Linked DNA regions of Homo sapiens: regions 2, 3, 4 and 5 are each linked to region 1. A link is a loop called in an ENCODE intact Hi-C map of the cell type or tissue named here. Cell type or tissue: heart left ventricle. All regions are shown on one strand. Region 1 holds the start of TRPC7-AS1 (TRPC7 antisense RNA 1). Region 2 overlaps TGFBI (transforming growth factor beta induced). Region 3 has its middle 12 kb from the start of CXCL14. Region 4 holds the start of LOC124901074 (a long non-coding RNA gene). Region 5 overlaps LECT2 (leukocyte cell derived chemotaxin 2).

What was found. Hi-C counts contacts between places; a loop is a spot of excess contacts. Peaks named below come from ENCODE experiments on the same cell type or tissue, not always from the same donor. Only the 100,000 strongest peaks of a DNase experiment are listed, where the experiment ranks them.
Region 2: it touches region 1 in a loop (4-fold over the local background); 9 of 110 quality-filtered maps call a loop at or near these places.
Region 3: it touches region 1 in a loop (4-fold over the local background); 19 of 110 quality-filtered maps call a loop at or near these places.
Region 4: a loop joins it to region 1, with 12 times the contacts of the local background. A loop is called at or near these places in 100 of 110 quality-filtered maps.
Region 5: it touches region 1 in a loop (10-fold over the local background); 74 of 110 quality-filtered maps call a loop at or near these places.

What each region holds. Positions count from the first base shown.
Region 1 is chr5:136,209,514-136,214,513 of GRCh38, forward strand. It overlaps TRPC7 (transient receptor potential cation channel subfamily C member 7), which reads right to left. Exons shown (of 12, transcript NM_020389.3): 12 at 3,232-4,091. The coding sequence ends at 3,922. TRPC7-AS1 (TRPC7 antisense RNA 1) reads left to right here and starts at 4,535. Exons shown (of 2, transcript NR_046708.1): 1 at 4,535-4,910. In heart left ventricle, CTCF peaks have their summits at 2,858 (motif pointing left) and 3,090; a DNase peak (open chromatin) is centred at 2,838; H3K27me3 peaks cover 2,663 bases.
Region 2 is chr5:136,060,204-136,065,203 of GRCh38, forward strand. TGFBI (transforming growth factor beta induced) reads left to right here. Exons shown (of 17, transcript NM_000358.3): 14 at 631-733; 15 at 1,297-1,376; 16 at 2,460-2,484; 17 at 2,983-3,615. The coding sequence ends at 3,023. Among named protein-coding and RNA genes, the nearest start is that of TGFBI, 34 kb to the left of the region's middle. RefSeq lists a silencer at 2,475-2,574. In heart left ventricle, CTCF peaks have their summits at 2,559 (motif pointing left) and 4,531; no DNase peak of the experiment used is centred here.
Region 3 is chr5:135,564,058-135,569,057 of GRCh38, forward strand. No RefSeq gene overlaps it. Among named protein-coding and RNA genes, the nearest start is that of CXCL14, 12 kb to the right of the region's middle. RefSeq lists enhancers at 1,111-1,631, 4,262-5,000. In heart left ventricle, a CTCF peak has its summit at 2,309 (motif pointing left); a DNase peak (open chromatin) is centred at 2,294; H3K27me3 peaks cover 2,047 bases.
Region 4 is chr5:135,886,479-135,891,478 of GRCh38, forward strand. It overlaps SLC25A48 (solute carrier family 25 member 48), which reads left to right. Exons shown (of 8, transcript NM_001349336.2): 8 at 1,554-2,159. It overlaps LOC124901074 (a long non-coding RNA gene), which reads left to right and starts at 3,978. Exons shown (of 3, transcript XR_007058947.1): 1 at 3,978-4,323. In heart left ventricle, CTCF peaks have their summits at 1,066 (motif pointing right) and 1,271; a DNase peak (open chromatin) is centred at 1,113; H3K27me3 peaks cover 1,651 bases.
Region 5 is chr5:135,942,923-135,947,922 of GRCh38, forward strand. It overlaps LECT2 (leukocyte cell derived chemotaxin 2), which reads right to left. Exons shown (of 4, transcript NM_002302.3): 4 at 3,982-4,575. The coding sequence ends at 4,409. Among named protein-coding and RNA genes, the nearest start is that of LECT2, 9.6 kb to the right of the region's middle. In heart left ventricle, a CTCF peak has its summit at 2,212 (motif pointing right); no DNase peak of the experiment used is centred here.

The DNA of each region.
Region 1 (5,000 bases):
CAGCCCATGTGGGCCCCGCTCCCAGGACCGGGATGAGGTAGCGTTACCCAAGCTCCTGCTGGCTGTGCCTGGGAGACCACGGCCGGAAGTGGCTTCACTCCTGTGTTAATCATCATTAAGTTGATTGGCATCTATGTGTCTTTCCTGGAGCTCCTTCCCTCTAGTACTCTCACCCTTCATGGGATGCAGAGAAGAGCTGGGATAAGCATAGCGTGGAGGCGTGCCTGCCTGCCTCCGCAAATGAAGCTTCTCTGGCCTGCCGGCCTCTGGGGCTCTCAGACTCTGCACTTTACAGACGCAGTCATGGGCACTTTGAGAAGTGATGGGATCAAGGCCGCTTATTTGTAACCAGATGCTGCATGCTCCTGAGCAGTGCAGGGTGTCTCAGCCTCCCCATGAAGGTGTCTGGTCAGAGCTTTCCTGCCCTGGGGAATCTCCCCCTGCCTGGCTTGTGTGGGCCAATGTTCTGTCTTTGGGCCTTGCTGGGAGGGAAGGAGACAGGCTTTGATGGGCAGAGGCGGTCACTGCACTTTCTCAAGTGTGTGAGCATGGTCCTTTAGGAACAGCTCGGAGGACTAATTGGGGACTTCTGCATGAGAAGTGTCACTATGATTTGTCGAGTCCTATTAGTAGCCATTGTAAGGTGACAAGTCACTGGAGAACTCACTGCTTAACCACTGGTTACCCAGGAAGCCTGGACAGGGGCTGCAACTCCCGCATCAGTGTGCCATGTTATGGCAAGGAGCTGGGCCCCCTTCCAGGCTATAACTAGAAGGGAAATGGCTTGAGCTATAGCAGAGGATGGCTTATGTTTCTGCAAACTCACCGAGTTTCTCAGGGCCCGAGATGATGCTGTCTGAAGGAACTTCAGAAAACTGGAGATCAGAAGGGCCCTGCAGTAATTCATGAGGAATTCAGCAAGAGTGGCTACTCTTTGGCCCTGTGCCAGTACTCAGTGGGGAATGGAACAGACCTGACCTCCTCATGGAGCTTCCCTGGAGCAGTGGAGACAGATGCTGAACGTATACATTAGAGTTGTAGACAGAATGATGGCAAGTGTGCAGAGCTGCAGGGGACAGATGGGTGCCTCTGGCGGCATGCACATCTTGAGGAGTGTTAGTGAACTTTCCAGGGAGGACTGGGTCCTTTTTTCTCCCCATCTGCCCTTGGGTCTCTCTCAGGTTCCATTCCTCACCCTGCTGTTTGGCTTCTTCAAGCGCTGCTTCCCCTGCCTGGCTAATTTAGCATGGGCCCAAGAGATGGGGCAAGTGAGGGAGACTGGTAGTGCCTGGAAGATGACTGAGCCCTTTTCCCTGCTTCAGGCTGCTGATCTCTGCCAGCCCTCAGTTCCAGGCCTCTCCAACAGCTCTCCACCAAAAAGGGGCTCTCTTCTGCCCTTCCCCATAGCCATCTGACAGCCATGAATTCATTCCTGGACTACCTTTACCTCCTAGACATGGCATTAAAACCCTAATGGATGGTACTAGTTTTCTTTCCCAGTTTTTAATTACTCAGTGAGACTGGTTTTCCTTTATCTCTATAAGGAGTAGATCTGAGACTTAGGTTTGATAGGAAAAGTGTGCCCCATGGTTTGAAAATGGGGTTGCTAACTGCCTTTGGCTGAAGGCAGATAGAGAAATTGAAGAATGCATCTCAGAAGTATTGATTAGCATTCTGATAAAGATAAATGAGGGATCTGAAAGGCAGTCTTCCAGAAGTGTTAGCAATTTGTCCCCTGGATGAATCAATTGCTCTTCCTACAAAGCACTTAAGCCTCCCTTTTCAGAGTCTGGGTTTAAAAAGGGAGCCACACTGGATGCATGTGGCTCTGTCCCTAGCACTTGGCAAGGGGCTTAGTACATAGCTGCTGAGTAAAGTCATTCCTCATTTGTGGACTTGCCGGGGGCGTGTAGATGAGTGCTTGCAAAAAGCTACAGGTGTTCTCTCCAGAACAATGCACCCATTGCAAAGACAAGCACACAGCCTGAAGGGCACCTTAGGACTTGCAGGCTCTTTGAAATCCATCCATGGTCCTCTATGGATCCTCCTCCTGGGCCAGAGTTTATGTCTGTCAAGTGCCCCTGCATATGCAGTATGCCCAGTACCTGTCAAATGCCTGTTTCTGTCTTGCTTGAATACTAGGTGGTGGTGCAGATTGGGTTGGGAAGGCCCAGGCATGGAGCCATGTCTCATCTTCTGCTGCCTATCTTGGCGGCCAGGAGCCCAACAAATGTTGACTTTTTCTTTTTTTCAGCAGTTGGGAAGATGTGGCAAAACAGGACTTATATTCCTTATGGCAACGATGGGCTGAGCTGAGTGTCTGCAGCCTGCTTTAGGCAGGGCACGGCTGTGCAGTCTGTCATCGTCCCTCGTCACTCCCATCAATGCTGGCACCAACCTCACTTCTATTTATCGCCTCATCTGATCGGCTGTTTCTTATAGCAGAGTTAAGTAAAAAAAATGTTTGCCCCTGAAGACAAAGACGTATGTCTTGAAACACAAGCTCCCTCTTTCTACATATACATACATATATACATTTACACATACACACATGCATATATATATATATATATAATTATTATATATTTATCTTCCCCCCTCTAGAACGTCTGCAAGGCATGTGAATTTGTAACCATCACCCTCCTCACAGGGTTGCTGTGAGGATCCGGTGGACTGATGCATGCAAAGCCCCGAGCACAGTGCCTGGTACACGGCAAAAGCTGAATACTTCTGGCCAGCCCTAGGAATATTTCCTTGGGAGCAGAGGGCTCTTCTGGAAGCTTCTGGAAGATGAATGGCATCTTCGCACACCTGCTCCGAACAGGCATTGTTTGGGACTCAGCGCCCTCTGGTGGCTGCTCTCCCCACTCACACTTAGCCTCTTCCTTGGTTGGGGGGACACTTTGAGGCCTCATTCCTGCCCCTCCCCTTCCTTTCACATGGAGGAAAGTTCTAGAATGGGGTGGGAGAAAACTTTCCACTTGTTCTGCATTTCCTTTACCTCCTTCCTGACCTTAGGTCTGGGCACAGGAGGAGGGGCTTGGAGGTGGAGGCTGGAGCTTCTGGGGGTCCTGGCTGCATGACTCTAAGGAGGGTGGTGCCTTCGTCCCCACCCAACCCCCACCGCATCGGCCCATTCTCCTCCCGAAGCATCCCTGGGCCACAGGTTCCCAAGGCCACCTCCAGACTGGGCCCGCGAGTGGGGCGGCCCTGGTAGCGTATCCACAGAAGTTATTATGAGGTAATTTTATTTCTTTCCATTTTAGGTAAAAATAGTAAATACAAGATAATCTTAATAAAGGTAAAAATACATCATTTGGATTTTGTTGTTGTTTTCTAAACAGTGCTACCTACAGTACAGTTTTCAATTTAGGATTTTTAAACTTTTTTTTTATATAAACAAATAGAACTATTTTGCTATTAGGCTGTGTTCTCATCTGGCACTTAAGAATAGATCACAGGTCACCTCCTGGTTCTGTTTGGATGTGTTGGGGGTGGCAGGGAGGGAGTGAGAAGGAGTTTGTGGGTTGAGGTGTTTGTCTTCCCAGGACACAGCCAGAGCTGCAGTCCCACCTGCAGTGGGAGGGCACAGGTGTGCACCCAAGATGGCCTTTTCCTGCTCTGGCCACAGGGATGGGTTTCACTGTGGCTGGACCAAAGGTCTCACACTCGTCAGGGGGCTGTTCCTCCCCTCCTCCCATGGTAGCTTTTCTTACCCAACCACCTAGATTCACAGCAGTTCTGGGTCTAGGCAGGCCAGCGGGCTGGAGATGTCAGTCATGCTGCAAGAGACTGAGCCAGGAGATCCCCTTCGTGTCCTAGAGGAGTGGGCTGGGGACCCCTCCCCACCAAGGATGGGGGCGAGGGCATCCAACCTGGCCTTGGAATGCTGGTAGAAGTCACAGACGCCGATGTGGGCTGCTAAATGTCTTTGCCCTTGTTCACCCTCAGGTGGTCTTTGTTTAAGTTCTTTCCAAACTTCTCGCTGAGTTGTTGAATCAGGTCTGCCAGCTCACCAGTAGCTTGAGATTTTTCCTCAAGAAGCTCATAGCGCAGGCTGGAGATATCTTGCTTGATTTCCTTCAGCTCGCCTGCAAGGACAGAGGAGATTTTGCTGAGTCTGAGTAGGTGGAAGCTCGGGGCTTGTCCCATGCACATGTGGGCATGTGCATCCTTCCAGTGGAATGTCGGGTCCTGGGCCAGCCCACCAGGGTTGAAGGTGAGGCAAGGGGGGCTCTATTTGAACCCAGAACCACCCAGCTCCCCCACCACTGAAGGACACATCGATCCATAGAAAGCCCTTCTCCTCCCATTCCAGGAAAACCTTTCCCTTAGGGGTTTGAAGGAGGAGTCAAGATCAGGGCTGTGAATTGTGTCTAGCACTTGTTTCATAAAATACTTGTTAGAAAGTTTGTTTCAGAGTCACTAAAGGCAGATTTCAAGACTCTGGAAAACAACCCCATTAACCAGAGCATTGCTTTTGATGATGCTATGTTTTGTTCTGTCATTGTTATTTGTAGGGAGGAGAAACTCCCAGGAGCCTGGAGAGAATGGCTCGGCACAGCAGATGCAGCCGTGGTGGCCATGGAGCTGACCAGCCTCTTGGGAGTGAGCTGGCCACCTGAGCACGGTCCACTCAGCCCACACAAGCAGCAGCACCACCTCGCTGACAGGAGCTTCGTCAATGCCTGCCGCCTCCTCCTTCCATAACGAGGGACCACCTAGCAGGGACTTTCACTTTTATTTCCACAGAGAACCTTGTGGTTAGAAGTCCAATGGGTCTAGGCTGTGGGAATCTTCTTATTAACCACAAACAGATGTCAAAAGGATCTTTCCTAATACTGTAGATACTGCACTTGGCTCGTGTGGGAGTCCACTGTCTGTGGAAACATTACTCGTCTATTTTTCAGGTATGGTCTATACACATAAAAGGCAGAGATCTTAAAGGTACAGTTTGATCCATTTTGACAAATGGATACACCCCCTGTTTTTATCAGATG
Region 2 (5,000 bases), 150 kb before region 1:
TCTTCTGTGGAATGGGACAATAATATCTACTCTCCTTATCATACACTGCTGTGAGGACTGAGTGGATCACACAAAAAAGCATTATGTAAATTGCAAAGTGCTAAATCCACACAGGAGATTTGAATTAATCCACCACACTGAAGGTCTGTCAAGGGCAGGGACTGTTTCATTCACCAGAGTATCCCCAGTCTAACACAGGACTTGGCATATGAAAAGTGTTCAGTAGGCCGGGTGCAGTGGCTCATGCCTGTAATCCCAGCACTTTGGGAGGCCAAAGTGGGCGGATCATCTGAGGTCAGGAGTTCAAGTCCAGCCTGGCCAACGTGGTGAAACCACATCTCTACTAAAAATACAAAATTAGCTGGGCGTGGTGGCACATGCCTGTAATCACAGCTACTCTGGAGGCTGAGGCAGGAGAATCACTTGAACCCAGGAGGCGGAGGTTGCAGTGAGTCGAGATCATGCCACTGCACTCCAGCCTGGGCGACAAGATTGAAACTCCATCTCAAAAACAAAGAACAAGGAAAAAAACGAAAACTGTTCAGTAAACACTTGCTGAATGAATAAAATAAATATATAAATGTATAAATAAATGCTCTACTTTCAACCACTACTCTGTTTTTCTTTTAGAAAAACAATGTGGTGAGTGTCAACAAGGAGCCTGTTGCCGAGCCTGACATCATGGCCACAAATGGCGTGGTCCATGTCATCACCAATGTTCTGCAGCCTCCAGGTAAGTGTCGCATCCCCACTGACTCTGCAGCCAGTCCTTTTCTTCATGTGGCAGTTGGTGGAGAGAAGAAAAACTGTTCTAAACAATGATGAGAATAACATGTAATTGTGATAGTTAAACTGTGCCTATGTGACTGATTGCAGAGTGAATTGGGAGCTGTTGGTTTTGAATGCACCACACTAAGGAATGTGAGGACACATTGCTCTTTGCGGAGTTGCCCAGCTATATTAGCTCCCCTCGGACACAGCCCAGTTTTCTGTATTCGCGTGGATGCTGTCCGCGCGATTCCCAGCACTCCTCTTACAGCATCTCACCTCAGTGTATGTTCCTTGCCTCCAGTGCAGTTGAACCTCAGTCCTGCCTCTCCTCATGTGTGCATTCACCTTTCTTGGTGCTCTCTCCCCATGGGCCAAGTTCTACCATGAGTTATGAAACATTATGGAGAAAACATGTCTTTGGAAATGTGAGCCAGAAAGCCCACCAGTGCCCCTCAGTCACGGTTGTTATGAATGACATGCTAATGGTTTCACTCTGGTCAAACCTGCCTTTTCTTTCCTCTTCAGCCAACAGACCTCAGGAAAGAGGGGATGAACTTGCAGACTCTGCGCTTGAGATCTTCAAACAAGCATCAGCGTTTTCCAGGGTAAGATGCCTGCTAGGTTTGCGCCTAGCCTGAGCAGCCTCAGGTCCTCTGTTTGGGCCATAGAGGAGCCTCTCCAGCCCCTGTCTTCCTTGGCTGCTCCCCAGGGCTCTCTTAAAACTTCTCCCCACTCCCACTGAGGCATCCTCAGCCCCAGCCTGTGTCAAATTCAGAGTAAAGAACCAAGGCAACTCCCTGGCTTTCATGGGCCAAAGCGCAGGCTTTCACACCGAGGCCTCTGAGCCTCAGATCATGGGGAAGTCACTGCTGGAGAGAACAGACATAGCTCTGGAAGCCATCTGCCCAAGAGGGCAGCCCATCCCAAGTTCATCTTACAGTGGCCAGGCCTGCCCTGAGCCGGGGCCTCTGGGTCACTCTTCTGCTGTCCATGGCATTGCCCATCCTGGGTGAGGCTGGGGCTCTCCTGGGCACTGTATGTATTCTGGATACAGGGATACTGGGCTCGCTATGTGTGTGGAGCCATCCCTTCCTTGCCCCAGCCCCACCTCCCTCTCAAACCCTCTCTGGCTCTTTCTGAGCTTCCTTTCCTGCTCCCCAGCTTGCCCAGTGCTCAGTGCCCCACTTGGCTCTTTTGCTACTTCGGGTCAGGTGGAGCCTCTTGGGAATGTGAAGTGCCTTACAGAAAGATTGCACTTCAAGAGGAGAGGCTGCAGGGAGCCATCCTAAACCCAGAGGCCTGGAGCTTACTGTGTCACTTTACTTTTGTACACAGGGGTCTCCTTAGTGCCCTCGAGAAGGATTCTTGGCCCTGAGCTTCTACTCCTGAGGCCACCTCTGTGCAGCCCCAGCTCCCTCAACTCTAGGCTGTAGTCTCAGTGGGAAAGCCTGGCTTGGGGGTCTCCTAGGAATGTCCACCTGAAGGCACACTTGATAGGGGCTTGCACAACTTATGTCTGCCAAGGCCACCTGAGGAACTCCCTGGTGCCTATAAGTTCCACCTTCCCCTTCCTCTTCCTCGCCCCAGCATTTTTTCTGAGTAGGGGTGGCAATGGGCAAAGCCATTGTCATAAGCAGTTGCAGGTATAACTTTCACTAGAAAACCTGACACCTTGTGTTTTCTTTCAGGCTTCCCAGAGGTCTGTGCGACTAGGTGAGTCTGGTCTGGGTTTGAAGTCATTGCAGACCTGTTTAGGCCTTACCCCCAAGCAAGCCCAAGCCTGCCATCTGCTGTATATAGATAAGAACATCATGGTGCAGTAAAAGAAGCCTGGCCTTTGGAGTCAGAACAGCAGGGTGACTTGGGGTCAGACCCAGAGCACCCCATTTCCTTCTCTGTAAGATGAGGATAATAAGAGTAACAACCTTTTAGGGTTAAGGTGAGTTTTCAGCTTAGGAAGTCTGGGAATATTGCAAAGGGCTTGGCAGGAACCCATGGTGAGGATCTAGTTCCAAGTTGATAGGTACAGAAAACCAGAACATCGGGCCTTGAGTAAAGAGTGAAGTTTCACAAACCACAAAGCACCTGCTATGTGCAGGAGAGCATGGCAGAAGGAGGCTGCTTGGCCCTGGTCCTTGAGATTCTGACAGTGTCCTAGACAGACATGGGGAGATCTGCACCTATTTGACGTTACCAACTTCTCTTTTTCAGCCCCTGTCTATCAAAAGTTATTAGAGAGGATGAAGCATTAGCTTGAAGCACTACAGGAGGAATGCACCACGGCAGCTCTCCGCCAATTTCTCTCAGATTTCCACAGAGACTGTTTGAATGTTTTCAAAACCAAGTATCACACTTTAATGTACATGGGCCGCACCATAATGAGATGTGAGCCTTGTGCATGTGGGGGAGGAGGGAGAGAGATGTACTTTTTAAATCATGTTCCCCCTAAACATGGCTGTTAACCCACTGCATGCAGAAACTTGGATGTCACTGCCTGACATTCACTTCCAGAGAGGACCTATCCCAAATGTGGAATTGACTGCCTATGCCAAGTCCCTGGAAAAGGAGCTTCAGTATTGTGGGGCTCATAAAACATGAATCAAGCAATCCAGCCTCATGGGAAGTCCTGGCACAGTTTTTGTAAAGCCCTTGCACAGCTGGAGAAATGGCATCATTATAAGCTATGAGTTGAAATGTTCTGTCAAATGTGTCTCACATCTACACGTGGCTTGGAGGCTTTTATGGGGCCCTGTCCAGGTAGAAAAGAAATGGTATGTAGAGCTTAGATTTCCCTATTGTGACAGAGCCATGGTGTGTTTGTAATAATAAAACCAAAGAAACATACGTCCTGTGTGCATGGTACAGTGTGCTGACCTGAGGCCGTCATGCTCCTCCACACCTCAATTCTGCTCTGGAGAAGCTCAGAAAGGAGCCCCGAGGGATGGTTTTGGGGAGATTCCAGCAGCCAGCCCTCAGACAGCCAGACAGCTCATGGGGGTTTGAGCCTGTCTTTGCCAAACAGGTTTTTATTTCACCCTCCTCCGGTCCTGGGGTTTCAAGTTTTCAGTGTTGCCTTCACCCCGCACTTTATTCCTCTTATTACTTGGAAGTACCTTCCCTCCAGCATGGTGATCCCCTGCCTGTGTGCTGGACTTTTGAGTCCTCAGCACCAACCTGTGAAGTGGTTGCCAGCATAATCCCATTATGCAGATGAGGAGACCAAGGCCCAGGGAAGGGAGAACCACCAGCAGCACGTAAAATAGCTGAGCTGGGACTGGAACTCACACCTCCTGACTCTCAGTGACCACCACTGACAACAGCATAAGTCCAGGTTTTCCAGGCCCATCCCCTCTGTGCCAACCCACATTCAGATTCCTTCCCCGGCTCCCGTAATCTCTGGCATCTAGAATATCCTCAGGACTCTGAGAGGTGATATCATGTGGTTGTGGTGCCATTGCCCCCTACCTGTGTGGCCTGGGGCCAGTCATGTGACCTCCCAGGGTCTCCTCTTCTGTAATAGGGAGATGACCGTCACATCTACTTCATGGGTCCATCGTGAGGATGAAATGAGATGATCTATATAAAATGCTTGGTACAACATTAGGTGGCCTTATTTTTATCCTGCCGTCTGGGACTGCTCAGGATCAATGCGCCAGAGAGCCTTTATTTGTGTCTTTCCCACAGGTGGGCTGGCCCACTTTCCTAGAGAATGGGACAGACCTCCTTCCCACCCACACCCATCTCTGCCAAGGCTGATTCACTCCAGCAGGCGGAGCTCATTTCACTTCATGGAACCAATGACCCAAAGATATATCCCCAGCACTACTGCTGGTCAGTCCACTGCTGCTGGGAATACAGCAATGGTAGTGGCAGACAGAGGCCCTCTCTTAAATAGCTTCCAGTCTGAGGAAAGAGAGATATGACATCAATCCATTAAAATCATTCATCCATTGGTTCCACAAATATTTGTTGAGGGCTACCTATGTGCACCCCCATGTTAGACCCTGGGGAATAGACATGTCATTCTCATGAGGCTTCTCTACTGATGGGGGGGAAGAGAATTGTCAACCAGATAATGGCACTACAGCCTGTGTGTTCTTAGTGACTCTGAGGATAGCACTGTGGTTCTGTGACAGATAATGAAGGATTTGGAAGCAGGAATGCCCAGGAGCTCCCAGAAGTGGGAAGAGATGAGAGGAATGGAAGGAACTTACCTGAAGGTGAAGGCA
Region 3 (5,000 bases), 650 kb before region 1:
TGGGTGGGCATCCAGGTAAGACAGTGGCAACTGGACATTTCCTAAAGTCCCAAGAACGATGCTCTGGCCCTGGGCTAAACACAGAGAGGAAAATTGAGGCGGTAAACCTGAAGGGTTCAGGGGCCACCCCAGAGCTGCCTGGCTCCAGGTGGCTCAGAGAGGCTGTGACACCAGCAGGGACCCCATGGCTGCATCTTAGGTCTGTGCCCTCTCTTTCACCCCAGCTCCTTCAGGCTCAGGGAAAGGAGCAAGTGAGTAGCCTTCTGGTGGGCTAACACTCCAGAGTTAGGGAGTCCTCGGCAAGGTGGGGAGGGAGCTGCGCCTTTGGGTCTGGAAGGATCCCCCAACCTTCTTGGCATGCTTCAGCCTTCTACAGCCTCCTTGAATTGGAATAGGATGTCAAAGGCCCATATCGCATTACCACTCCTCTGAAGTAGCTAATCCCTCACTTAAAGCACATGCCAACCACATTGTCAAGGAAAAGTTTGCCTCAGTCCTCTTGGAAGTGCAGCTGCCTGGCTGACTTTTATTTTCTTGAAACCAGAACCTGATGCTTAAATCGTCTGGGGAATCTCATATGGGCAGACACATGGAGAGAGGGACAGTGTTTTTTATTTAGTTCTTCATTCAACAGATGAGTCTCCAAAATACCTGGTGCCTCCCAGCGAACAATCTGACAACATCAGATCCAGGCTGCAGGGAAGGCAGGCCAGGCTGGAACAGGGGATTTTAGGGTACTCTATGGGGTTAAAGAGTTACCATAACTTCTAAAGGGCCCAAACTCACTTACGAGTTGGTGATCCAAGCGGAGAGGTTGACTGATCATTCCTTAGCCGTCATATATACTTTTCTGCTAGGCCCTGTCAGTGGGGTGATTATACAGTATATCAGCCATACTCGGACTCTTTTGAGAGTGAAAGGGAACATTCTTCATAATTGCATTGGGTCAATTACCATAAACCAGGACTGTCTCAGGCCAACCAGAATATGTGGTCATCCAACCTAGGAGTGTCCAAAACTTTTAACACTGCCCAGGACAATTTAGCTTCTCTAAACCTTAAGTTCTTCATCTGCAAAACAGGACTTATAGTGGAGTTTGGTGAGAAAGAAAGTGCGGTTGTTGCTATTGTGTTGGTTAAACTTTGCTCCCCTCAAAATATGTGGAATCAGCAGGATTGGTACCCTAGTAGCTATAAATGAATTGAAGGGTATGCTTTGTCTCGTACTTTTCTTGGCTTATGACATTTTTTTTGGCTGTACCGATGTGAATACCTAACTCCAGTCTATCTTTGCAGGCCATTATTTCAGGGGAAAAAAGCCTTTGTGATTTAGAAATGATTCTTGTGTGAGCACTGCCTTTAAATAACAATGGGTTGAAAGAAAGAGCTTGTTGCTTCATCATCCCCGTTGCTCTGGGGGAAAAACTTTGAATATTAGATCAGAGTCTCATCTGCATCTAATTAGACATGCCTACCACTCATCCCGGAATATCAACTCTGTCCTCATTGTGAAATGGGGCAGATTATTTGAAATCCAGCTTTGAATTGATTTTTTACCCAACAGAAGATCATTTTGCTTCTAACCAAAGCGTTGAGTTGAACTTGACGACATCATGGTCATTTTGCGTCTTCAGTGTATTTGGTGTTGGGGGAAAACCAACCCTGCTGCTCCTCTACTGAAGTGGAATTTGTGTCTACCAAATGAGAGCTGGAGCAGCCGTTTCACAGCTCCGGGGCTCCCTTTCTGGATCGGGGGGAGAGGCTCTAGAGGAGCATGTGATTTCTGCAGATGTCTGCCTGTAGGAGACAGAACTAGACACCAGCAAAACAAACCTGGCTGAGGCTGGTTGTTCGTGTGGCCCAGGTTAACTGGGTGATTAATCTCCATTTGATAAACAGGGGGTCAGCCCTGAGCCGGAGCATGAGAGCACAGTGGAGCATCCTGTGGGCTGGGGTGGACAGGAACTGTAAGACACTGTGTACTTCAGAGAGCAGACAGTCTCCTTGCAGCCCGACACACGTGGGTTTGAATCCTGTCTCTTCCACCTGCTAGCTGTGTGAACACGAGTGATGTGTTCACCTCACTGAGCCTTGTTTTCCTCATCTGTAAAATGGAGCTTCAATAGAACACCCCCGTTGTGGTCGTTACCAGGATTCAATGAGATAGGGTATGTAAGGCCCTCCACACAGGGTCTGGCTCACAGTAGGTAATAATTACACTAGTCCTTGTCGCTGTCCTCATGCAGCCTCGGGGAACTTGGAAAGCTCTTGGCTGAGACACCCGGACTCTTGGCTGCCCTCTGGTGGTGAGGCTCAGCGCGGACCTGCGTGGAGGAAGCTGGGAAATGTTACTTTGAAAGCAAGAAAATAGCTTAGGGTTTTAGTGCTTTCTTGAAGACCTCCAAGAATATCCATGTAACTTTTCAAAAACAGGAGGAGAAGAAAACACCCCAGGGGCTCTAAAAAGCAGCACGGTGTCTTCCTTGTGTGGAGGTTGAGCAGGAAGGGTTGTGTGGGCTTCTTTGCCTTTGAGGTTCCGGAGGCCCCCATCACGGTGTCCTGGCAGGACAGGCAGAGAGAAGGGAGCTGGGCGAGAGGGGAGTGGGGACTGAGGCTGGGGCTGGGCTCTGTGGACATGCATCTGGGGCATGGCCGATGCTCCCGGGCCTCCTCTAAATCCCCCAGTGTTCTCTACTTCTCTGCCCCTGGTGCTCTGCCGCAGCTAGCCCATCTCATCGCACATGGGCGTGGCGGCCACGGGCCATGTGAGAGCCAGGATGGAATCAGCACCTTTTTTTTTTTTTTCTTGCCTGATAATGACTTGCAATCTGCCATGAGCCTTCCCAGGACTGACAGATGTCTTGATCAGTCTCCTCCTCTGACCCTGGGTGAGACACCCGCTCTTTGGGGCTGCCCCAGAGTCTGCCGTGAGTCCGTCTGGCAGTCAGACCAACAGGCAATTTCAGGCAGCTTCTTTGCCTCCCTGTAGACTGAGTTTCTGGAGGGGCCATCTCCAGCATCCAGCACAGAGCAGATGTTTAATCATGCAACAGTAGCTGGGTGAATGAATGGTTGAACTCTGTCCTTGAGGATAAAGGAGCACAGCCAGTCATACCTCTGTTCCCCATGGTGCCCAGCAGAGTTTTGCACATAGCAGTAGCTCAGGAATGCGTGAAGAAAGCATGTTCTCAGGGATCTCCCTATGATCCTAATATTAATTCAACTGTGTTTGAATACCTCGTAAGTGCTATCATAGATTCTGGGAGGTTTTTACAAAGCAGCATATGACACAGCTCCTGGTTTCTAAGAAGGGCTTCTTCTTAGATGCTCAGGTTCAAATAAAACTGTTAAACTGTAGTGCAGATTATGTAATAATTCAGGACCAAAATGAGTCACCTATATGGATATTAGAGTTGATACTGGAGGCAGGGTTGGCCCCATGGGTTTGTGACATGTGAGTTGCACAGAGCATGTCTGGAAAGGGCCCCATGCTTGGTTTAATGCCCTGCTGTTGCCGTCTAGAAATTCTTAATAATTTTTGAACGGGAGGCCTGCATCTTTTTTTTTTTTTTTTTTTTTTGCACCTAGGCCTGCAAATTATGTAGTCAGTCCAGGATGACCAGGAGAAGCTCTGAGTGGAGTAGATCTGAGAGCGGTCAGGTGAGGTGGAGGAGTTGAACTGCAGGGCTAGGCTGGAGCTCTCTGAGGACATGGCCATGCTGGTGTCAGCCCACTACAGCACCAGGGCCTGCTCAGGACGAGCCTATGGGAAGTCAGGGCAATGGCATTTGGAATCAAAACAAGCCTAACTGTGAGGATGCAGTGGCTCCAGTGGAGGTGGGGCCTGTATGTGGGCCGGGTCTGCCCTGTGTGCAGAGGAGAAGCTTGCTCTTATCCAGGGAAGCCCATGAGAGCCACCAGTGCAGAGCCCGCTCTGAAAGGCCACCTGGCCTTGCTTTGCTGCACTGGGATTACTCTCTTTCCTGGAAGCTGGCAAGTGGACACTTCATAGGGATACTGGGAGGCCCAGAGAAGAGGTACAGGAAACAGGTCTGTAGCCGGGGAGAGAAGATTCTTCCCTGGAGCCTCGCACAGTTCTAGGCGCCTGTGGGTCCTCATTTGGTGTTTGGTGAAGTGTTTGGGCTCAGAGTCTATTCTTAGTGGTCAGGTTAATCCCTGTCTGCGGGAGGAAAGGGCCCAAGCTCTCCCTGGAAGCATAGCCCAGCCTCTGTTGTCCTGGGACCCCATCTCTGTAGGGAATGGAGATATTTACATGCAGACTCTCCACCGTTTCTGCGCTTTGACCAGCTGAGGCTTGACTTCCAGGACTTCCTCTACTGTCCTAAGCAAAGTGCTTCACTTCTCTGGGCACCTGCCACATAGCGCATTGTGGGAGTGCAGACAGAGCATGTGGGGCCAGTGCTTGGGTGAGTGCCCGGATCAGTGGCTGGACCAGTGTGAGGTGACACTGTTGCTGTTATTAATGATCCAATCTGTAACTTGGGATGTCAGAGAAGGGAGGGACCATCGGGGCCAGCAGAGTTAGAGGAGGGTGGCCTAGCACTAGAGCCACAGGCAGGACGAGGAGAGCCCCAGCAAAGACAGGGAGTGTGTATGGCTTGTTTACAAGCGGCACCCCACGGCCTGTGCTGTCTTGGAGCAGCTTTTGCTCTCGGTGGCCGGGGCTCTTCAGCCAGCTTTGTACACTGCCCTTCCCTCCTGAGGCTCCACTGGTGCTGCTCTGAGGCCAGGCAGGGTTCAGGGCTCCCAGCAAGAGGCTTGGCCTCTGCTCTGCCCTGCCCTGCCCTGGTATGCACTGTCTTCTGGGGCTCTTGCATTCTGTTCTGTCTGTTGGTCTTGGGGTTTCCCTGTCTAGTCTACCTTCTTTCTCCATAATGAAGGGAAAGGCAGGGCTGCTGCAGGGCATTCATGGTCACCAGCTCACTGTGGCCTCAGCTTGCCCCTCCTCCACCCCTCAGCAGAAAGGCTGCCAGGCCCAGC
Region 4 (5,000 bases), 320 kb before region 1:
ATGGATCTGCTTCCTCTTAGATTTTTCTGGAGAGGGCAATCTTGTGGAATAGTTGGGCCAACAGCTTGTGAGTCTTCCTCCATCAACACATTATGGTTCTATTTAACCAAATATATATATATATATATATATATATATATATATATATATATATATATAAAATATATATATGTGTGTGTGTGTGTGTGTGTGTGTGAGAGAGAGAGAGAGAGAGAGAGAGAGAGTGTGTGTGTGTGTGTGTAGTCTGACTGTGGCCAGTGCTGTTACAGGCATTGGGTGACAATGGCAGGGACCCTGCCCTCAGGGAGCTTAGTATCAGGCATTAATTTCTGTTGTCATGGTCAGGAAAGTCTTTAAACAAATGGAATCCTATTTTTAAGAAGGATGAAAACAAAACAGAATTCCAAGCCAAGCACCAGTTTTGGTGTCTGTGCCTTGGAGTTGGGGGGCTTCAGGGTTGGCCAATTTGCCTTACCAGGAAAGATGAAAAGAAGAACAAAAATCATTACCATACAGCAGCAGTCCTCAACAGCAGCCCCTTTCACTCCTGAAAATTATTAAGGACCTCGAAGAACAACTGCTTATATATTTACCAACAATTACTGGAAATTCAAACAGAATTTCAAAAATATTTATCCATTTAGGTATAATAATAAACCCATGACATTTTAACATAAATAACATTCTATGAAAATAACGATTCTTTCTAAACCAATATAATTAACGAGAAGACTTGCGTTTTCCGTTTTTGCGGCGAAGTCTGGCTTAAACAGAGGGCAATTGTGTTCCTCTGTCTGCTTTTGCTTTTAGTCTATGGGTTATCACTTGCATTATAGCCTTTGGGAAACTCCACCGTATGCTTGTGAGAACATAAGATTGAAAAGAGCAGATAACATCTTAGTGTTCTATGAAAGTGGTTTTGACCTCGTGGGTCCTCTTTGAGAACTGCTGCCCTACAGGGGAAAAAATACATATGTGTGTGTGTGTGTGTGTACATATACACACACACACATATATATGTGTGTATATACATATCCCTCGCCCAAAGGCTGATACCCTGCAGAACCACCACTTGGTGGCAGTAGAGGTCAACTAAACCCTCCGCAGGAATCCGCGTCTGGGAGTGCACGATCTTGGCCCTGTGGTGAGAACACCTGGGCCCCGTGACACTTCTTTTCCTGTTTCCTGGGTCTCACCATCTCCCTTGGCGTTGCCCTTTTCCTTCTCTGTGGTGGCAAGAACTTCACATTAGGGAGGCCTTCCCCTTGGGTTCCAGTTTCACGCAGGCCATCAGCCACCTGTGCTCTTGCAGGCAGCAGTGCCCCCTGTGCTCTTGCAGGCAGCAGTGCCCCCTGAGCCATCTGTAAAATGGCCACACTGGTCTCCCTTACCTACTTTGCACAGCTTCCACAAGAATCAAGTGCAAAAGTGTTTTTGTAAACTGTAAAGTGCAAAACATAGGGGTTAGAGGAAGGGGTGGCCTGGTGTGATTTTTCTGGTTTCTGTTCTTTGCCTGCCTTCTTCTCTGAGTCTGGGTTGTTTGCTGTTTCCAGGAGGTGAACACAGGATGACTACAGTGTTCCCTGGGCCTCATCTCTGCATGTGAAGCCCTGAGAGCTGCAGATGTTTGGCCTTTGGACCTCCAAGTGGACATCAATTAGCAAGCGTGGGCTAGGATGGTGCAGACACTGACGTGGCCCTTCTGATGCCTGGGATGCCTCATGAGTCACTGATTCAAGCCCTCCAAGGTTCTGATCCCCAATGCCCACTCTGCTAGGCTGGCATCAAAGAGCTTTCCAAGAAATGTTTGGTCCAGCTGAGAAGTCCTGACCATGAGCACCAGGGAGCCAGAAACCACCCAGAGAAACGTTGCTTCACTCCTCTGTCTGAGGATGGGGAGGGGCCAGTGAGCTCTGGGCTCAGCCACTCCCTCCAGTCTCAAGTAACACGTCCCCGTGCCTCCAGTCTCCTCTCAGCACCGACCAGGTTTTTCCCCGCTCCTGCACCCGTGGATCCTGAGGACAGCGGTAGCGCCTTCCTCACCGCACGCTGAGTCCAGTGCGTGCTCCTCACTGTGCACTTATTAGTGTCTGTTGAGTGATTAAATCACATCCTCAGGTCTGCAGCAAATAAATGAAAGTTTCTTTATTTTTTATTAACTAAATTGAGATTTTTTTCAAGCTGATGACAGAAAAAAATAATTTTGCCATTTCAGGGTAAAACTTCGAAATTCCAAGTTAAATGCCCAGTTCAAGATTTTTTCCTTCTCCACCTTCCCCTGGGGTTGACTTTAGATCTGGGAGGTTTGGGATTTAGGGAGAGGCTTCAGGGTCCTGGGAGGTGCTCTGTCCTACCCTGGTGTTCTTCCTGGCTAGTCCTGGGCATGGCTTTCCCTCCAGGGTGGCTTCTGTATAAGCATCTTCAGTCCCATTTGGTCCCTGTCCCGTGGTCCGAGCCTGACATATGTGCCCATCCCAAGGCCTCTCCAGCCTTACCATCCTCCAAGACACATCAGTGCCCCTCTCTGCCCTGTGTGAAAATCTTTGGTTTCTCCGTTGAAACTATTCAGGGGGCTGCATCAAGCCCAGCTTCCTAGGGCCAGTGGGTGGTCCTCCCTATACCACACCTTAGGTGTGGTGGCAAGAGGCATTCTCTTTTCGTGTCATCTCCCAGGCCATTCAGGGGATACAGCTCATGTGCCCTTCACTCTTGGTTTTCTACCCTCCCCAGGAGTTCTGCCCTCTACCCCGAGGCTCTGCTGGGGGCCAGGCAGAGAGCTCTTCTCCAGGGAACTCAATAGTGTCTGCCATCATCCTCTCCTCTCGGACTTCTCTTCCATAGTCCAAGGAGTTACTTTCTATCCCAGGGCTAGGAAGGTTACCACTGGAAACTCTAAAGCCAAGAATTAACTTCTGTATCAATAACCTCTATACCAATAAGTGCAGAAAATACATCAGACACAGTCCAATCTCATTCATGATAAAAGTGCTCAACAGACTGAGAATAAAAGGGAATTTTCTCAGCCTGATACTGAGCATTTATGAAAAGTCCACAGCTCACATCATATTAATATTTAATCGTGAATGACTGGATCCTTTCCCACTAAAATCAGGAACAAAACAAGAATGTGTACTCTCACCACTTCTATTCAACATTGTATTGGAAGTTCTAGCCAGAAATTAGCCAAGGAAGTGAAAGAAAAGGCATCCAAGTTGGAAAAAAAGAAGTCAGTTACCTCTATTTACAGATAATATGACACAGTTTAAAAAGTGAGGGTTGTGCAACCTGCCAATGTACTAAAATATATTGAATTATACGCTTCAAATGGATGAATTGTATTGCATGTGGTATATGAAGCGTATCTCAATGAAGCCATCTGTTTGCTGTTGTTGTTGTTGCTGCTGTTGTTGTTGTTTGTTTTTTTTTAAGACAGGATCTTGCTCTGTTGCCCAGGCTGGAGTGTAGCGGTGCAATCATGGCTTACTGCACCCTCGACCTCCTAGGCTCAAGTGATCCTCCCATCTCAGACTCCGAGTAGCTGGGACTACAGTTGCATGTCACCATACCCAGCTAAGTTTTGTATTTTTCATAGAGACTGGGTTTCACCATATTGACCAGGCTGATCTCAAATTCCTGGGCTCAAGTGATCAGCCTGCGTCAGCCTCCCAAAGTGCTGGGATTTTAGGCATGAGCCACTGTGCCTAGCTAAAGCCATGTTTTTAAAGTGATAAAAATAAAGAATGAAGACCTTTAGGTCCTCTTTGAGTTTCTGCTGAGGCCTTCCTTTGCAGAGAAAGGGAGGTCTTGGTCTGGGGTCAATGAAGCAGAGTGACAATGTGACAATGGGAGGAGAGGAATTGTGAGGTTTGAACATCACAGCATCTTCCTGCTTCAAACTGGGTGGATGTAAAGAGGGAGGGATGGATGGATAGATGGGCAAGCTAGCTTTATGGCTGGCCACATCTTGGCCTGCAGTGTGTGCTTTGATCTGGAATCTGCTGGAAACAACTCTGCCTGGGGCCTGGCAACCTGGAGAGGGTAGCAACTTCACTGCTTGTGAGCAACGTGCTTCTGGCCAAGTTATGCAACCTCGTTGGGCCTACTTATCTCATTTGTGCAGTGGGAAAAATTACATACAACAATTATATAAATATCTCATGGGGTTGTTGTGAGGATCCAACCAGATATTCTACAAAATAGGCTTAGAGGACTGCCTGGTACAGAGTAAACAATAAATATTAGTTCTCCTTTCTCCAGGGTGGCTTCTTGATGAATCTCAACTCTCCTGGCACAGAGAAGATGGTAATTATAGCACACTTTACTGTAAGTGAACCCTCCTTGGAGCTTGCCTGCAGGAATGAACACTGCAGGTTATGTGACTTTTGCAGAAAAGCCTAGGGAAAGCACCAAGCTATGCTGGTGATTAATCTGCATCAGTGAGTGGAAGCTCGTCTCTGCCCGTCTCCTCTGGCAAGACATTGCATTTCCGAGTTATATTCTGAAACCATCACCAACCATCAGTATCTGTCCCTGCTGGGATCCTGCTTGGGCTGGTGTCTCCCCATGCCACAGGTGGTAAACCACATAGTGTCACATGATTCAACTATGTCTGGCGCCAGTCATTCAGAAAACCCACATGGAGGAGAGGAGAAGAGAAGGCCCTTCAGCTGTGATCTGGAACTCCATGTGGCTGGCTGTCCAGGAAGCTACAGAAACCTTTATCCCTCCTGGAGACACCCAGCCCAGCCCCACATAAAATGTCTTCGTAAGAGTGCCCCCCACCCCCACCTCCCTTGTTAAATAGGGCATGAGCTAGAGAAAGGCTGTTTTGTTAATGCAGCTTACTAATTTCTTATCATTATTCTGAAATCCAAACAGCTGCGAAAACTCAAGATTTGTTAGGACTCATTTGGCTGCAAAACCTGACCATTTCAGTGACTGTTGCAGAATTGATATGTTTAATTATGGAAACTTGCCCCAGGCCCTGCTGTGGGTGTTAT
Region 5 (5,000 bases), 270 kb before region 1:
TTTTATCCCCAGAATCTGCCATGCTAGTGGTTAGCACGTAGTAAGCACTCAATAAATTTTACGTAAGTACTTTGGTTTTCAAGCTTGTTCCACTCAGTTTGCCCCACAGTATCTTAAATTTTGAATAAATCAATTAAAATAAAAAGAGAGAATTAAATATGTTCATCACTTTCCAGTTTGGAATATTAGGAAAAAATTATAAGTATTTTTACCTATTAAGCAATTAGAATACATTGTGATGTGTAAATGGCAGTTTAAAAAATAGCACTTTCATATCCCTGTATTTAGAGACTATGTTTGTGTGTACATTCTCACCACTGTGCCATGTTATTTCTCACTATAAGCTCTGTAAGGCTTCTCATATCTACCTATGTGTTCCTCCCTCTCAGAGCAGTATTGCTACATTAGTAATTACTCCATAAATGCTAGTGGAGCTGATTTTACTGGTTAAAAAAAATAAAACCAATTTCTTGAGGACGGGGATGGTACTACAATTACAGATAATACAATTTATACTTTAAGATTTCAGGAGGATACAGAAGCATCATATAATACAGGACTTAAAACCTGATTAGGGGCCAGGTGTGGTGGCTCACGCCTGTAATTCCAGCACTTTGGGAGGCCGAGGCAGGTGGATCACAAGGTCAGGAGTTTGAGACCAGCCTGGCCAATATGGTGAAACCCCGTTCTACTAAAAATACAAAAATTAGCGTGGGTTGGTGGTGGTCGCCTGTAGTTCCAGCTACTTGGGAGGCTGAGGCAGGAGAATTGCTTGAACCCAGGAGACGGAGGTTGCAGTGAGCCGGGATCATGCCACTGCATTCCAGCCTGGGCAACAGAGCAAGACTCCATCTCATAACAAAACAAAACAAAACAAAATGAAACAAAACCTGATTAGGATAACAGGACAAACAAAAGAAATAGCTTAACAGAGATGGAGTTGGGGATCAGAGCAGTGGTGGACATTCTGAAGGGATAAGCCTCTGGTCTCACCTGGGATCACTCTACCATGATATATTCTAGGAGGAGTTGGGAGTATACATACCCGAATGGTTAGGTGATAGAATGCCAGTGGAGTTTGCACTGAGGATAATGAAGCAAAACAGAGGGACTAGAGAAGGGAGGTTGGGGGTGAGTTTCTCCCCATTGTCGACTAGTATGGAGAGATGATGAGTACCATTGGCCTCTTCTACATAGAATAAGAAGGTGCTGCTCTAAATTGTGCTTTTTAGTGGCCCAGTAGTTGAACCTAGTGAACTAAGCACTATAATGAATCTTAGAGCAAAACTCAGAGTAAATCTAAGTTCATGAACTCATGTAAATTACCTTGATTGGCCTGACTTACTGGGTAAGTAAATGGAAGAGTAAAACATTCCTACAACAGCCAAAAATAAGACAAGAACTTATAGAGTATTTTAAATGTTTTATCTAATGAAAATGTCTCTACTTTGGAAGTCTATGAAAAGTACTGTTTACTTAAAACTAGTGGATTCTAGATAAAGGATTTGACATTAAGTGGGTTTCAAACTTTAGTCTTTGGAGAATATTTTAGTTCTGTAAGCAAACTTTTTCATGTTAAAAGTGTTTACATTTGTTAGATGATTCTGGAGAAGTTTGGATAATTTTGTGGGCAAAAATTTGGTAAATGGAGAGAATGGGGGAAAGGTCTTACTGTAGGTTGTGCTGAAGAAACACAAAAATAGGATGCTCATATTTTTTGTTTTTCCTTCCTTGTGATCCTTGCTGGCCTCATTTGTATTGTACCAAATATGGGAGAGGTGAGTCAGGAAGCAAGCCTATTTTTCATGGGTATTATTATTAATAACATGTCACAGAGGCAACAGGTATGTGATTACTGTAATATGCCACTGAGTGTGATAAATGTCAAATGGATGCAAGGATTCTTCCTTTTGTAGCCTGGCCTCTTAAATTGGCCACTTACCTCCTTCTTTTTCTTCTATTAAATTTATCTCTTGCAGATAATTCAAAACATTTTCAAAGTAAATATTGGTTTTATTCACATTATTAATGTGTAGCTATCAAACCTGACAGAATAATATCACAATTTTTGAAGTGTATATTATCATCATGGTTACTAATGAAAAGTAAGTTTCTCCATACTGTTACCCCTTTGCCATTCAAACCTTTGTAACATTTTTATGCTTAAGTCAAACGTTTTGACATCCAAACCTAAAAGACAAGGGGGAAAATAACACGGATTTGTTGTTGCACTAGAGGGCGCTGTATTCCAGTTCTTCCTGAGAAATAAGTCCTTTGGTCCAAAGTTTGCATTTCCATTGAGCAGATGTGAGAAGGCTGAGGGGAAGGCAATGTCCCTGCTCTACCTTGAGGAATTTCTCCATTCCAGGTCATGAGTCTGGTTTTTAAAACAATATCCATATCCACCTGTGTTTTGCCTCCTAAATAATCAGAAGGATGATTATTTGGAAAACTAAGCTTATATTTTATTGTGCAAATATTTCAGAGTTTCTTTTAAAATTGCCTTTAAGAGCTGATGTGCTATTTCCTTTTTGTGTGTCCTCAGTGGTGTACAGCATTTATTTTTTGAAAGCCAAATTTCTGGAAACAACCTAAAGTTATTTGGTACCAAGGAGATGCATATTCAAATCAGACAGTGCTAGATATAGTTTGCCATTGAAAGTAATAGCAAAAACCGTGATTACTTTTGCACCAACCTAATAGATATAAGAAGGTGCTAAATGTGTGACATAGATTCTCAATTACCTGAGAGTCATCATGATAACTCTTTCTTCCTGGCCACCCACTGCAAGTCCTGTTGCTTCTGTGACATGTTATTCATAATAATAAATACCCATGAAATCACCTCCCAACTGCAAAACTACAGCACTGATAGTAACTTATATCTTTCTGTGTGGTTCTCTCTATCTAGTTATGAGTTAACTAGAGTTCATTATTTTCTTGCTCGCCTTCGTATATGATTTTGTTATATAAAAAGGAAATTGTATTTTAACTGTTTTAATGTTATAAAAAGAATTATCATCCATTATGTAATCTTCTGGACTTTTTAAAACTTAAAATTATATTGCCATGATTCATTCAGGTCATTATGTTTAGCTGAAGTTCATTTATTGTGACTGCTGTTGACTATTACATTCTATAACTTTGAGATTATTTATTGGATTTCACTGTTGATGGGCATTTAGGTCACTGAAGGTTTTGCTATGAAAAATAGTGATATCATGAACATTCTCATACATATGCCCTGATACACAAATGCAGCCATTTCTCTAACAATAAACTTCAGTTAATTATGTTTTCCTCTAACAATCTACACATAAGAATATAATCATTCTGCTGGCATTTTCTGCATTCCGAACAAATTTAAGCAGAAATTCATGAAGTTTCCAGAATGATTAGTTCAATGTATTCATTTCTTACCAACTGGCTAAACTCTAAGGAGCCAGAATTATTTCTGGTCCTTTGGACATTTGTATGGTCTTGTTTCCTCATAGTACCTGTTGTCAATATAACTAAGACAGAATAACATAGATATAATACAATGATGTGTAGAAATAAGTAGCTGTAATATGCATATGGCTAGATGAAGTTGACAGGCCCAATTCCATGAGACACTTCAGATAAAGGTAGGCCTCATTCTCACTCTAGTCCTTCCTGTAGTGCAGCCTCACTGTTTTCTTGGGATATGTTTTCTTGGACTGCCATCATTCATAATCATGTGGGTGAGTGGATGGAAATACCAGCAAATCCTTTATTATCCATGAAAGCAGCTCTCTCTCCAACCAATATGATAAACCTAAGGATATTGCTGAGAGTCTACTACCTAAACTCAACTTATTCATTGAATATGTATTAAATGTATACTAAATCTAGCATTATAAACCACTCACTGTTCTTGTACCATAGAAACACTTTCAGGCTTTTTCTTATTTTCAAGCAGAAAGGTTGCTAGTTTTAGAGGTGTCAAAAATGCAGCCTGGCCCAGCGTAAGTTCTCTTGTTTATTTATCTTAGATCTTCGGGACTGAGAAATCTAAAAAATAAAACCACTCAGATTCCATAGGTGACAGATCAAAGAGCCCGAAGCAACCAGTTCACATGAACATCAGAGTGACAATGAGTTAAAATCAAAATGTTTTCTTTCTTGCATTTATCATGTTTCTATTTAAACTCAAATTTCCTTTTTTTAATTAAAAAATTTTTGTGGGTACATAGGTGTATTTGTTTATGAGGTACGTGAGATGTTTTGATACAGGCATGCAATGTGTAATAATCATGTCATGGAAAATGGGGTATCCATCCCTTCATGCATTTTTCCTTTGTGAACACAAATTTCTTGAAGAGAAGGGTATGCATCCAGGTTTTTAAGATGACTTTTTATTTTGAAGATCTGACCATTGGCCTTCGATTTACAGGTATGCAGTAGGGTCACTCGAGTCACAGTTTTCAATGTGCACATGCGATTGTATGCCAGGATAAACTTTCTGCAAGGGCAATAGAGTTCCAAGTTTTTCTCCCTTCTTAATAGGACCTTTATACTTAATTGGCTTAATGTAGAACATTTTGACACAAAAACCTAAAAGAAAATAAGTATAATTATTTATCTGGGCTTCAGTAATCTTGAATCTGAAATTAAAAAAATAACAAATGGACAAAAAATAAAAAAAAGAATGTTGAATGAACTCAGGAGAGGAATAGATGAAAATGACAAAATGATATTAAAAAGGAAGACTAAATTACAAGATGCCAAAGGAAGAATAGATTCAAATGAAACGCTAATAAAGGCATTGAAGAATAATAGCAGGAAAATACTAGCTAGTTAGAAAAGGTGAGCCCTGAACAATGTCAACTCCAAAACATATTCTGATAGAATGATTGGACTTTAGAGATAAAGAAAAATAGAAATAACTGGAACAAAAATACAAACTTTGCTAAATATCAAAAGAATTAAAAAGGCAAAGACCCAAGTAGAGAAATAGAGTACAATATAATAATTATACA